Linked DNA regions of Homo sapiens: all the other regions are linked to region 2. The links are chromatin contacts, found by Hi-C or POLR2A ChIA-PET in ENCODE. All regions are on one chromosome and are shown on one strand. Each heading gives the region's core, a stretch centred on a gene start or an enhancer-like site at or near the end of the contact. The rest is flanking DNA. Distances are from core to core; before and after follow the strand shown.

Region 1 (4,272 bases), core at 3-2,502, 180 kb after region 2:
TATAATAAAGTTAAAGCACAGAGAAGCAAACAAACCCTGCTACTTGTCCCCAGATCACTGGAACTATAAAATACTAGAAATGGTCTGCTTACTAAAAAATAACAAAACAAAATCCTACTTAACATAGAATCCAAGTAAAGTGCAGATAAGCACCCTAGAGACTATTATGCCATAGGTCTGACTCCTTGAGATGCATGACCCTACAAGCCATGCAAAGTTGAATGCCACTGCACACATTAATCATGGAGGTGGCACCTGCGTGTAACAGACAGTCCTGACTGTAAGCACAAAAATAATAATAGGAAAATGTCCTGGAATTAGAGGTAATGACTATACAACTTTGCGAATACACTAAAAACCACTGAATTTTATACCTCAATATTATATCTCAAACAAAAAAAATAAAAATAAAAGATATACAAGAAGACTGAACATCAAAGCTGAGAGCTTTACTCAGACAAGCCACAGGCCACCCATGAATGAGACATAGGTAAGCGAGAGGAGGTTAAATTTTATCAGCACACAGGGGCGGCTAAATCTTGGGATATCTCGTTGAAGGAGAGTTGGTGTAGAGAACACAGCGCACCATGACAGACTCGAGTTTCTAAGGGAGAAGAGGCGACCTCCTATATATTCCCAGGGAAAGATCTCGAGTTTGAGCAGCAAGCATATAAACCCCGGAAACATCAGCGCCCACCTCTGTAATCTGCGAGGTGTTTTACAGTTTATCGGGTACTCTCACACCTCTGCTCCCGTGGGTTGGTTAGGAAAAGAGTAGCGCACTGTCAAATTCGAACAGGCTGGAGAGGAACTTTCAAGAACTCCTTCTCCGAGTGGCCCTGAGGCTGCAGAGACGCGGTGCCCCCAGCCTGAGAGGGCACAGGGGCTGAAGAAGATGATGATCAGACCTTGGCCAGGTATTTCGATCAGGGCTCTTAGGGAAGGAGGATGCTCTCGCTTCAGAAACGAAGTCGAGCGAAGTCGGTGGGGGCGATCGTACAAGTTCATGGCCCCCACCCGCCTCCATACACGACACTTACCTCGTCAGTGTCCCGGAGGGGAATCTCGATGGAGCCCCGCGACATGATGGGGTCAAAAGGCGAGCAAGTGTCTCGCCCCGCCGCTCCGCAGCCGGTAGTCTCCGCTTCAGGCTAATCCAGAGGTGAGTGACGGCTCCGGCTCTGGTCTTGACTGCCGCCCCGCGGCGCCGCTGGAGCTCTGGCTTCTCCTTCCCGTCAGCCGCTTAAACAACGAGCAGCGGACGGCGGACGGCCACTTCCGGCGACCCCGCCCCCTGTCCCGGAAGCACTCCCGGGGGAGCGTGCCCTACGCGAGCTCAGCTTGTGGCTCCGGTGTTTCCGTTTTGGGGTTGGCGGCTCCGAAGCTTTTGTTGGCGTGTCGGCTGTAGGGTGCCCCGAGAGCCTGCAGGACCTTCGGAACCATCTGGCGTCTGACTCTCCTCAGCGCTGGCGCGGCCCCGAATGAAAACTTGGAAGGCGTAGCCGCTTGGTCCCGCGGTGGGCGGGGCCCCTGCCTGACGTGGACCTCTCGGGATGGGCCTGGCCAATCCTGTTTTCTTCCCAAGATTGTTAGGGATAATTCAGTCATTCGTTTCGCAACCCATCTTTTGGCCCCCGTTAGGTGTAAGTCATACCTGTGATACCTTTGTGACTAGTTTAAATAAAAAAATTTACAATTAATTCGGTAATCATTGTGATAATTCATGTCTTATTTTTTTTAGTTCTTCGAAGCATGTAAGAAGATCTAGTATATTTGTGATTTAAGTAAAATTGCAGATGAGGCCAGGCGCGGTGGCTCACGCCTGTAATCCCAGCACTTTGGGAGGCCAAGGCGGGCGGATCATCTGAGGTCAGGAGTTCGAGACCAGCCTGACCAACATGGTGAAAACCCGTCTATACTAAAAATACAAAAATTAGCCCGGCGCGGTGGTGGGCGCCTGTAATCCCAGCTACCAGGGAGACTGAAACAGGAGACTCGCTTGAACCCGGGAGACGGAGGTTGCGCTGAGCCGAGATCAGCCACTGCGCTCCAGACTGGGGATCGATCGAGACTCCACCTCAAAAAAAAAAAAAAGAGGAAATTAATTTTAGTAATATATTTTATTTAACGTAATATATCCAAAATCTCATTTCAACATGTAGTCAATATAAAAATTCAGATAATTTTTACATTTTTTTATACTGAGTCTTGAAAATTCGATATGTATTTCACATGCATACACTGATCTCAGTTGCCTGATTTTAATTGGAAATATTGGATCTGTGTTTAGATTTTATAAAGTTTGCAGTTGAAAAAATAGGTTCACACACTTTAGTTTTTCCAAAATTTAAATTAAAAAAATTCCTAATTAAATTCCTTAATTGGATTAGTCATATTTCAAGTGTTCAATAGCCACATGTGGTTAGTGAATACTGCATTGGATGGCATCAGACAGTATTTCCCAGAAATACTGTTTAATATATTTTAAAGTTTATAAAGTAAGCATTAAACAAAAGTACACATAGTGGTGATTGTTATTCTCCATGCCCAAAAGCCTCCCTGATATTAAAAACTCTATTGATAGGTTTGGTTTTTCAGTTATTCGCATCCAAAGGCATCATACCTGATAATGCAGAGTGCTATGATTGAATAGTTGGGGCACTCAGTTTAGAGTGGGATTTGGAGGAAGTGACATTTAAGTTGCATCTGGGAAAATGAGTAAGGTTTGGCAGGTAAAGTATGTAGGGGAATGTGTACCAGACAGAGGGGACGGCATGTTGGGGAAGAGCTTTGAGAACCTGCAAGAAGGTCATGTGACTAGAATGTAGAAAATGAGGGGGAGAGTGGCATGAGTTGAAGCTGATATAAGAAGTACCCAGACATGCTGGGGTTTATGCTTATAAAGCAAAACTGACATCTTGTCCTGTTTCCAAAATGAGTGAGTGTACATATTACTTCCCACAGGAAAAACAAAATACTTTGTGTTCTGAAATAAACCGTGAAACAACAGTATCACACTCTGTAGTCTCCAAAGTGAACAAAACTTTCAGCATTTCCCATATATTACTGACTCTCTTACAGTTTAATTGCTGACTTTTGTACTGCTACAGTCTGAAGATATGTGGGAGCTTGGGGTCATATGGCAATCATATGAGAAAATTGCTCTTTTCTCACCATGAAGCAACTAACTGTAAACCTTGGTGTGTGTTCATTTGATGTATCAGTCCTTCTAAAGCGTAAATTCACCTGTATACTTTTGCAAGTGTTTTTGTAAGTAAACTTTTTTTCTAAATGCTTTTGTCCTTCAGAATTTCTTTTGACTTAGTATATATTAATGATTTGGGGTTTTATCTTACATGCAAAGTGATTGAAATGCTTTAAGTGATGTGTATGTGTCAATGAGAGGGAGAAAGAATAAAAGAGAATTGGTTTTGGCCAGGCACGGTGGCTCATGCCTGTAATCCCAGTACTTTGGGTGGCCGAGGTGGCCTATCACATGAGTTTAAGAATTCAAGACCAGTCTGGGCAACATGGTGAAATTTGTCTCTACTAAAGATACAAAAATTAGCTGGGTGTGGTGGTGCACGCCTGTTATCCCAGCTACTCAGGAGGCTGAGGCATGAGAATCACTTGAGCCCCAGAGGCGGAGGTGAAGGTTGCAGTGAGCCAAGATCATGCCGGTGCACTCCAGCCTGGGCGACAGAGTGAGACTCTGTCTGAAAAAAAAAAAAAAGAATTGGTTTTAAAAGATTGTTCTGGCTATGTTGTGAAAGATGGATTGGAAAGTGTCTCGAGAGGATGTGGGCAGACCACTTAGGAAACTGCTGTCTAGGTCACAGATGATAAATAGGAATAGGTTTAAGACAGTGGAGGTGGAGAGAAGTGGATGGATTTAAGATTATCATCTATCTATCTGTCTATCAATCATCTGTTGATACCTTAGTCACTAGGACTTGCCAATGTATTGGATATAGGCCGGGGTCACTGAAAAAGTAGTGTCAAGAAGGACGTCCAGTTTCTGGCATGAACAACTGGGTGAATGATGTGTCATTTCCTAAAATAGGAAAGATTAGTGGAGGAGCACATTTGGGCAAGGGTAGACCACTAGTTGGATTTCACATGTGTTGTTTGTAGTTTGTACTGTCTCTGCGACAGCCAGATGCAGATTTCAGATAGTCTAAATTACAGATCTGTAATTTAGAAGACAGTTTCTAACCTGGAGAAATAGGTCTGAGAGCTATTGGCATAAAGATGAATTTTAAAACTATGGGA
Region 2 (4,612 bases), core at 538-3,037:
CTCATGGAGTAATTCTGATGCACAGTGAGGGTGGTGAACCACAGTTCCAGACAGTTTTCCATAGGTTTGCTGGGCCTTTCTGTAAGCAAGTGGCTGCTGCTTAGAAAACTGTTCCCACCCCATACCCTATGCACAAGCACACACACACACACGCACACACACTGTCTCTCAAGTATCAGGGCTGTAGTGTGGTATAACTGAGTCATGGGCATGAGCCCCTTTCCCAACCTGCCCACCAGGTAAGCTCAGGTCACGAGAGCAATAACTACCACATGTGCAGGTCTTCACTGCTTACCAAGCTTTCTTCAGAGATATGAGTGCCTTTAATCTTCTCAGCTGCCTGGGGAATAGTGATTATATTACCATTCTACCAAGGAGAAACTTGAGGCCTGTGGTAGGCAGAATAATGACACCAAAGATATTCACATCCTAATTCTCAGAACTTGGTGGTTCTGAAAATTAATATAAACCCTTTGAAAAACATTTTGTGTAAAAGCCTTTGATCCAGTGACTCCACATCCAGGAGCCTATCCCAAGGAAAAACTTACAAACATAAAAATCCTTACGAGCAAAAGTATTTATCATAGAGTTATTTATATTTAAAAATTAAAATGATTTACATTTCCAAAATTATGGGAAGGCTTAGGTAAAATATGGTATAGTCACTCAACTATGTAGTCAGTAAAAATGTTCGCTGTGTATATTAATATAGACTATATTTAGTATAATTTAGCACATTTTATATAATTTAGAATATATTTAGACACAATATTTAATTGAAATACCAGGATCTCAAGTTGTATATACAGTATAACTATGTAAAAACTATTTTTTAAATGGAAGGAAATGTTTATTATGTTTCTCTTCTATTGTCTGAACTGTATTTTCAATTCTTTATGAGTATACTTTATAAATGAGTATTACAGTTCACCCCCTGCAAAGAAGTCCACATCCTGATCCCCAGACCTTATGAACATGTTACCTTATGTGGCAAAGGGACTTTGCAGATGGAATTAAGTTAAAATGGGGAGAGTATCCTGGACTATCCAAATGGGCCCAGTGTAATTACAAGGGCCCTTTTAAAAGAAAGACCGGAGGCTCAGAGTCAGAAAAGGAGAGGTGGTGATAGAAGCAGAAATCAGGGTAATGTGTCCAGGAGCCAAGGAATGCAAGCAATCTCTAAAAGTTGGAAATGGGCTGGGCACAGTGGCTTGTGCCTGTAATCCCAGCTGAGGCGGGAGGATTGCTTGAGGCCAGGAGTTTGAGGCCAGCCTGGGCAACACAGCAAGACCCTATCTCCACGAAAAATAAAAAACAAAATTAGCCAGATATAGTGGCGTGTGCCTATAGTCCTAGCTACATAGGAGGCTGAGGCAGGAGAAGTGCTTGAGCCCAGGAGTTCAAGGTTGCAGTGAGCTATATTGCACCACCGCACTCTGGCCCAGGCAACAGGGGGAGACCCTGTCTCAAAACAAAACAAAGTTGGAAAAGACAAAGAGCGGGTTCTCCCCTAGAGCCCCCAGAAGGAACACAGCGTTCGATTTTAGCCCCAACAAGACCCATTTCAGACTTTGACGTCTAGAACTGTAAGCTAATAAACTTCAGTTGTTTTAAGCCATGACATTTATGGTAGTTTGTTACAACAGCAATAGGAAACTAATATAAGACCCGAGGAGGTAAAGTCCAAAGTACCTGTAGGAGCTGAGACCAGTTCTCGTTTCCCTCCTACTGTAGACTCAGGTACCCCAAAGCCCAGAGCTGCCCCTTAAGAGGAGAAGAGACAGCTCCACTGTGTGCATGCACCCCTCTAGGGCTGTGGACTGGTTGAACCTATGGCAGTCCCAGCTGTTGAGCCTTCCCGCCTTCCCCTTTTCCTCTAGAGTCTCCTTCCTAGGGATTACAGTGTGGTGTACAGATAAGAGCAGAGGAACTGACTTGAATATAAGAGCATTTTCCTTTGGAACACTCCACTCCCCAGCCATCAAGGTTTTTATAGCAAACACCATCCATAGCAACAAGATCAAAAATTCTAAACAGGCAAAAGCTAACAATAAATATCTAAAACCATTATGTGTTGAATGACAGTGGTTAGAACAAACAAAAAATTAAACTAAAACCAGAAGGTGAGTTCTACCACTTTTTAAAGTGCCTGCAATCGCAAATACCCATCATCCAGGGGGAGAATTGGGGTTCTTTGGCTTTTGGTTTTTAAGGTGGAGAGAACATTGGCAGAACCTGTTAGGAAATGAATTCCTTTACATTGTTGGTTCTCCAGACCAGCAGTATCAGCACCATCTGAGAACATTATTAAAATGCACATTCTCAGGCTCCACCCAACACCTACTGAAAGAGGAGCTCTGGGGTGGAGCCCAGCCATCTGCTCTAACAAGCCCTCCAGGTGACACTCATGCGCACCAGTTTGAGAACCACCGTCCTACAGGAAATCCAAATGCTGCTAAAAAGTTTGCCTGTCTGCTATCAAACCGAAAACATAACAGTTTCCCAGTATGTAGGTGAACGGCTAGAGTTTGGGGCCAGACTGGCATAAAAAAAAAAAAAAAAAAAAAAAAAAAAAACCTCCGAGTTTGGGGCCGGATTGGCAAGAAAACCGAAGTAAAATACTGACGGGGAAGGGCCTCTTTACAACTTTTTTCTTATGGATGTGTGATATAAATAGTATGCTTGCTGTGCAAACACATCCCCAACCCCTCCTTCCAACCCCATTGCTGCCCCTTACCCTCGCCTACAAAAAAACTCCGTATCCTTCCGTTCCTCAGTCCGGACTCCAGCTTTTTTCCTGGTCTCTCTCAAGTCATCCAAACCTCCTCCCAACCGCCACAAAGCTGCCCACCTACTATGCAAATCTAAACCCTTCCCATTCCCTCCCTTCACACAGTCTTAAAAGTTCCCTCCACAACGAAATTTCGTGTCAGAACTGTCTACTGGAACCCTTGGAAGCAAATAAACCGCCTTCCTCTAGCCTGAGAAACGTTCATCTGTCTCCTCTCCACTCTTGGGACAGCACCAAGAAGCTGGTTCCCGTAGCTTAGGGTTCGCTCGGCTCGGACTAGCCCCGGCTGCTGGGCGAAGCGGAGACTGTTGGAAGACTGTAGTCTGGAAGGTTTAGACTGAGCTGGAGGGACACCATGTGGCCATACCCAGTATGACACCTCAGGCCCGGAGGCTTCTGTTGTTTCTGTGGTGGTGTTTTTGTAAAGACCGTGAAACATGATGTTTAGGGTATTTTTGAGAATTAAAAAAGAGCAAAAGTTCACTCACAATTATGCTAACAAGATTATTGTTATTTCTGTTTCTTTTATTAAACATTTTCTGACAATTACAACAACACCCCCACCCCAAGGAGCACACCTTTCTTTTCAATGGAAATCTGATCATCAGCATTTTCCATGTTCATTCAAGTTTTTTGCAATCATTCTCTTCAGCGATAGATAACAGTAGACCCTCGATACATGCTGGTGCAATGAAATGGAATGAAGGAGCATTCAATTGTAGAGGGATGCTCAAGGTATAGAGGAACAGGGAAGTGAACCATTAATTCCGCCTGGACAGTCAGGGAAGATTTCTGAGAGATGTCATTCGGCTGAGGTGATTGAAGGAGAATCAGGTTATAGGATTGAAGGAGGATCCATTAAAAAGGTGTTTATTCTAGCACAGCTGAACACAATAAAGCCTGAACCAGGACAGAGCCCTGGGATCGGGTGGAGGGAAGGGGTGCAACAGAAATCTCTGGGGAGCAAGTTAAAACACAGATTCCCATGCTTTGCCCAGAGACCCAGATCTTGTAGGTCTAAGGAGGGGCCCAAGAATCTGAATATTTAGCAAGACCTCCCCACAGGGTGCTGCTGTTGCAGGTAATCCTCATGCCCACCACTGTTATTAAGCCCACAATCATCCTCGCCCCCCTCCTTCTTACTGCCTCTGTGGCCTCTGCCTGGAAAGTTCTTCCCATTCTGCTCTCGCTTGGCAAATGCCTTCTCCTTCAAGACCCGGCAGTGCAAATGTTCATAGGTAAACCCTTTCCGAGTGCTTGCTTTGTGCTTTGCACCACATTATTACTTTATAAAGAAACACTATTTAATTCTTAAAAAAAAAGAAAAAAGAAAAAAAACTCTACAGAGTAGGTCTCCTAATAAACCCCATTTTACAGACGAGGAAACTGAGGCAAAGCGCACTTGACTAACTGGCCCATTACCCATACTGCTGAGATGTATGTTTTCTTTCTTTCTTTTTTTTTTTTTTTTTTTTTGAGAAGGGGTCTCACTGTCGCCCAGGCTGAAGTTCAGTGGTTCGATCATAGTTCACTGCAGTCTTGAACTTCTGGGTTCAAGTGATTCTCTCACCTCAGCCTCCCAAGTAGCTGGGACTACAGATGCATACCACCACAGCAAACTAATTTTTTTATTTTGTGTAGAAACAGGATTTCACTGTTTCCCAAGCCGGCCTCAAACTCCTGGCTTCAAGCAATGCTTATGCCGTAGCGTCCAAAATGCTAGGATTACAGGTGTGAGCCACCACGCCCAGCCTGGGATGTATGTTTTCTATGTCGCCCGACAAGAGTACTCACAGCAGGAGGCTGAAGCTATGGTTGTCT
Region 3 (4,206 bases), core at 809-3,308, 240 kb before region 2:
GGTGTGTTCTTGGGAGTGAAGGAAGCCAGGGGCGGGGCAGAGGGAGAAGGTGAGCTGAGAGGCAGTTGCAACAGGATTCTGTATGGAGCTGGGATGGCTTTCAGGGTTGTCTGTAATGAAGGCAAGTCTGCCTCGGGGAAGAGTGCATGATCTTGGGAGATAGAGGGCAATTTCCAAAGGGGCCTCAGCTGTGAGCTGTCAGCAGCCACTACTACCAGCTGCTGGAGGAATGAGTGCCTCATTCCCAAAGGGGGGATCTGGACATATATGACAGTATCCAGTATAGTCTGCTTCAACCTGCCTGTGATGAGTGTGGATATTCTATGCTGGAAGAGGGGTTTTTAGGTGGGTAGGAGGTGAATGATTCTCCCTGTTACTCGAAGTTCATTTATTTGGTGGCTTTTTCCTAGTCCTCTGTTTCTAAACTTTTTCCCAGTTACAAAGGCTGGAGTAGAAACTTTTCACAGCTTCCCTGGTACTTTTCTGTTCCCCTGCTTCATGCCTGCTACATATGATTACATGGATGTTCCTCCATACTTAGGCCTCCCTCAGAGAACCTGGGTTTGGGGAATGTGGAATTCTAGCAAGTAGTATAAATTTTCTGAATGTCCTGCCAAGTGAGCTTGGAAAGCCAGGGCGGAGGCCTCGCCTTCAGAAAGGCTGCCTAAGAACCTCATTCCCTGTGGTCCACTTGGGGGTGATGTGTGTCCAGCTCCACCCGCTAAGTCATGTTTTTTAGTAACAGTGCAGATCCATAAGTGACAGAAAATACCAGGTTGCCGTTTTCTCATTTCCCAGAGCCATCAAACCACCTCTTACACATTACTATTCTTAAACATCCTCAAATTAAAATTATCCTTAGAATTTGAGAGTCACACATACATAAAAGTGTGGACAAGTACAGAAAATAAGTCCATCCTTCGAGTGCCTTCTATGTCAGTGAATGGCACCAGTCTCCATCTGGATGTACAACTCAGAATCCAAGGAGTCTTCTCAGCACCTCCCTCTCCTGCAGCCCCCATAATACAAAAGACTGTCAATCCACCCTCTTAAAGAACTCACCAGTTCTCCCTCCCACTTCTCTCCTTCTCCACTGCTGCCTCCCCACCCTCAAACTGCCATTGCCCCTTCTCTGGGCCCCTGTAGTGGCCTCTAAATTTGTCTGCTGGCATCTTCTCCTACCCCCTTCCAATCTGTTCACCATTCCACAAATAGAACAGAATAGTCTTTTAAAAATACAATTCTCATTATGTATTTCCTGTCCTTAAATTCCTTCTGTGTCTTCCTACCTATTTCAGTCAGAATAAAAACTCAAATTTTAATGTGGTCCACAAGCCCCTACAAGGCTCTTCAAGGCCCTGCAAGGCCCCAGGCCTTGTATTGCCCCTGGCTGCACCTCACTTGCTGGGTTCCACCAGTCTAGCCTTCTCTCAGTGCCTTCTCTGAGCCTCCCTTCTGTCATTTTCACACCCTTGCCTACTTAACAGCTGCTGCGGTTTAGTGGTTACTAATACAGACTCTGCAGTCAGACTGACAGGCTTTGAGTCTCCAGCTGTATAGTACCCTCCTCTTTTTTTTTTTTTAACTGTGTAGTCTTAGACAATTGGCAAAAGCTAACTGTATCTCAGTCTCCTCATCTGTGAAATGGAGGCAATAACAGAACCTTTAGCTAGAGGAATAAATAATTCAGCATTCACAGAGCACTTAGTGTGTGCTCAAAAATATTAGTTATTGTAATAACCCATCCTTCAGTTCTCAGCCCAAGCACTTCCTCAGGGAGGTCATCCTGGTAGGCCCTCCCTGAGCCAGGTCAGGGATCCCCCAGGTGTGCTTATAGCTTCCTGCCCCTTTCTTTCACAGCACATAGCATAGTGTGGTTCTGTCTGCCCTCTGCTCTAGGCCATAAGCCCCTTCAGGGCAGAAACACTGCCTGTTTGCTCTCCGGTACATCCCCAGAGCCTGCCCCGTTTCTAAAAATAAACATTCCCTTTTCTGGTGCAGTTGGGAGGGTGTGGATACAGGGTATGGCACATGCTTTCTGTCACCATATATGGAGGTGGAAAGTTGGGAGGCAACAGAAGACATCCGAGATGTGTCCTGGGGAGGCCTCCTTGTGGCTGATAAACACAGTAGGAATGGTCTGCCCAGTTCTAGTGAGCCCTGGGAGAGGCATTAAATCAGCCCCAGGAATGTCCCCCAGATTGCTGTGCAAATCCATCTGGTGTCTCCTCACCTAGCCTGCAGGCTTCAGAGTGGGACCCCAGAATTGCATCAGTGTTCCACTCATGGCAGGCAGCCCTTGCCCACCTACAGTAACTCCCGGCCTTTAGAAGACATACCTGGCACATCCAGCCTGGCTACAGAGTTATGCTGTTTTGATTTCCACGTCTCCACTACAGAGCACATCCACCAAGCATCAATACTCCTCTGCATCTGAACCAGAGAAGGGCTGCAGTGATGCCTCTGTTATACACTGGGAGGACTGAATTCAAGTCACAGCATTGCCATTAATTCTCTGTGTGACCTTTACTGGTCATTTCAACTCCATTATTCATTTTACTTCTTTGTAAAATGAAACATTGAAACAGATGACTTAGCTCCATCACAGAGTACTAGGCTACCCCTCAGAGAACCTTCTCCCCAGGACCCACCACAATGATCTCAGTTCTCAGTAACATGGGATCCTACTCAGCACACACACGTGATCAGACTAAGGGTGGACACCTCACCCAAGCTGGTTCTTCACTCACAGAGACAGTTCTATGGTGTTGAGTATCATAGCTATAGGTTAAGAGAATCCAGGGCCAGACTGGTGCCCATACCAGGCAGAACCTCACAGTAGCTGAGTTTGGGGAGGTTAACTACAGGCCCTAGAGAAGGAACAGGTCTACCAAGAGAAGACTGGAGCAGAGGCAGGCACATGGCACCAGACAAAGAGAAAGAAGTCACCCAATGACCTTCAGTCTCTGTGAAGCCCAGTTGTAATTCTTCTACAATTGGGTGTCTGGAAATTCCCCTCCATCTCTTCACTTAAGGGGAGTTTAGATGGTTTCTATTCTTGGGAACCAAATGATTGCTGACTAAGGCATCTTCTCATATTGGATGTCAATTCAACAAAACCTCAACCAGTAAGACTGCGATGATCATGACAGCTTTAACCTTCCCAAAGACCTCTGTCTTCACTTACAGTATTTTAAAGCCAAACAGCCAAGGAAAATTGATGCTCTAGGAAGGGTTTTCATTGGCAAAATGAGGAAATCAAGACCCAGAGAGGGAAACAGACTCAGTCAAGGTCACTTAGTGAGTTGGTGACAGTCAAGGTGAAAGCAAAGCTCTGCCCACTCATTCCAGAGAACCTCTCCTGCTGTGCATCAGGGCCTCCTCTTTACCCTGGGCCCACTCTTCCCCTGGCCAGGGCTATTACAAAGTCAGAGCTGTCTGCAGATTTCTGTATGGAACAGTATTTGTCCCTGGTCTGTTACGTGTTCTGGAGAGTAACAAGATGGAGACCATGGGGATGCTGGAGTTGTGGGTGTGGACGTGGACACCACACCACCTGCAAGGGAAAGTTTTGCAGACACCGAACTGCGGAACAAGATAATAGCCACACAGGCCAGAAAGCACAGCTGTGCCTCCAGGCATGGCCTGGGGAATACCCACAGGTGAGGAGATTCCTCCCTGATGTGGAAAGGGGATTCACATTGACCAGCCTGAGACTGCTGCACTGGACTCCAGCTGAAGGAGATCCCCCTGGGACTATGGGCTGCACTGGAGAGGGGAGCCCAGCTGGGAAATCACCAGAAACACCCACCTGAAAATCAGAGCCTGGAGAGGGTGGTGAGGCAATTTCTCAATAATTATCCAAAGACCTTTTGTTCTATTAAATACAGCCTCGAGAGAAAAATAAAAGATAGGACTTTTTCAAGATGCCATTCCTATGAGCAAAAAGTCATGTATTTGGAGCAGATATAGATACACTACAATAAAACATATCATTTTGAACCATTGTTATCTCTGTAGTCTCACTATCAGGCACAGGCGTGGCACAGAGCAGGTTCTTTACAAATGAGTGCTTATCTGAGCCTAGAACTAGTTTAACTTTAAGCACTCCTATTATCCCATTTTATAGATGAGAAACTGAGACTTTACAATCTGAGATCACACAGTTAATACGTGTAGTCTGCAGCCAGGCTCCAGAAGCCTTGG

Evidence for each region. Hi-C counts contacts between places; a loop is a spot of excess contacts on that map. ChIA-PET counts read pairs that join two places held with the same protein, here RNA polymerase II (POLR2A). Pooled maps may share reads with other maps.
Region 1: a pooled map shows a loop between it and region 2 (3-fold over the local background). The contact joins the promoter of CTR9 here to the enhancer-like site in region 2. A Hi-C loop is called at or near these places in 10 of 50 pooled maps. POLR2A ChIA-PET finds 5 or more read pairs at or near these places in 5 of 52 experiments (HEK293, MCF 10A, OCI-LY7 and 2 more).
Region 3: a pooled map shows a loop between it and region 2 (2.8-fold over the local background). The contact joins two enhancer-like sites. A Hi-C loop is called at or near these places in 4 of 50 pooled maps. POLR2A ChIA-PET finds 5 or more read pairs at or near these places in 3 of 52 experiments (CD8-positive, alpha-beta memory T cell, MCF 10A and PC-9).

The regions. Positions count from the first base shown.
Region 1 is chr11:10,748,226-10,752,497 of GRCh38, reverse strand. It overlaps CTR9 (CTR9 component of Paf1/RNA polymerase II complex), which reads right to left and starts at 1,252. Exons shown (of 25, transcript NM_014633.5): 1 at 1,041-1,252. The coding sequence starts at 1,085. RefSeq lists enhancers at 1,365-1,414, 1,435-1,584, 1,383-1,883.
Region 2 is chr11:10,932,436-10,937,047 of GRCh38, reverse strand. It overlaps LOC105379882 (a long non-coding RNA gene), which reads right to left. Exons shown (of 4, transcript XR_001748122.2): 2 at 4,586-4,612; 3 at 2,738-3,601. Among named protein-coding and RNA genes, the nearest start is that of ZBED5-AS1, 77 kb to the right of the region's middle. RefSeq lists a silencer at 199-387. Within about 2 kb of position 1,787, at least 2 of the 41 ENCODE cell types and tissues checked have a DNase peak (open chromatin) inside an H3K27ac peak, as active enhancers do.
Region 3 is chr11:11,169,348-11,173,553 of GRCh38, reverse strand. All of the region lies in intron 5 of LINC02752 (long intergenic non-protein coding RNA 2752), which reads right to left. Among named protein-coding and RNA genes, the nearest start is that of LINC02752, 56 kb to the right of the region's middle. Within about 2 kb of position 2,058, at least 4 of the 41 ENCODE cell types and tissues checked have a DNase peak (open chromatin) inside an H3K27ac peak, as active enhancers do.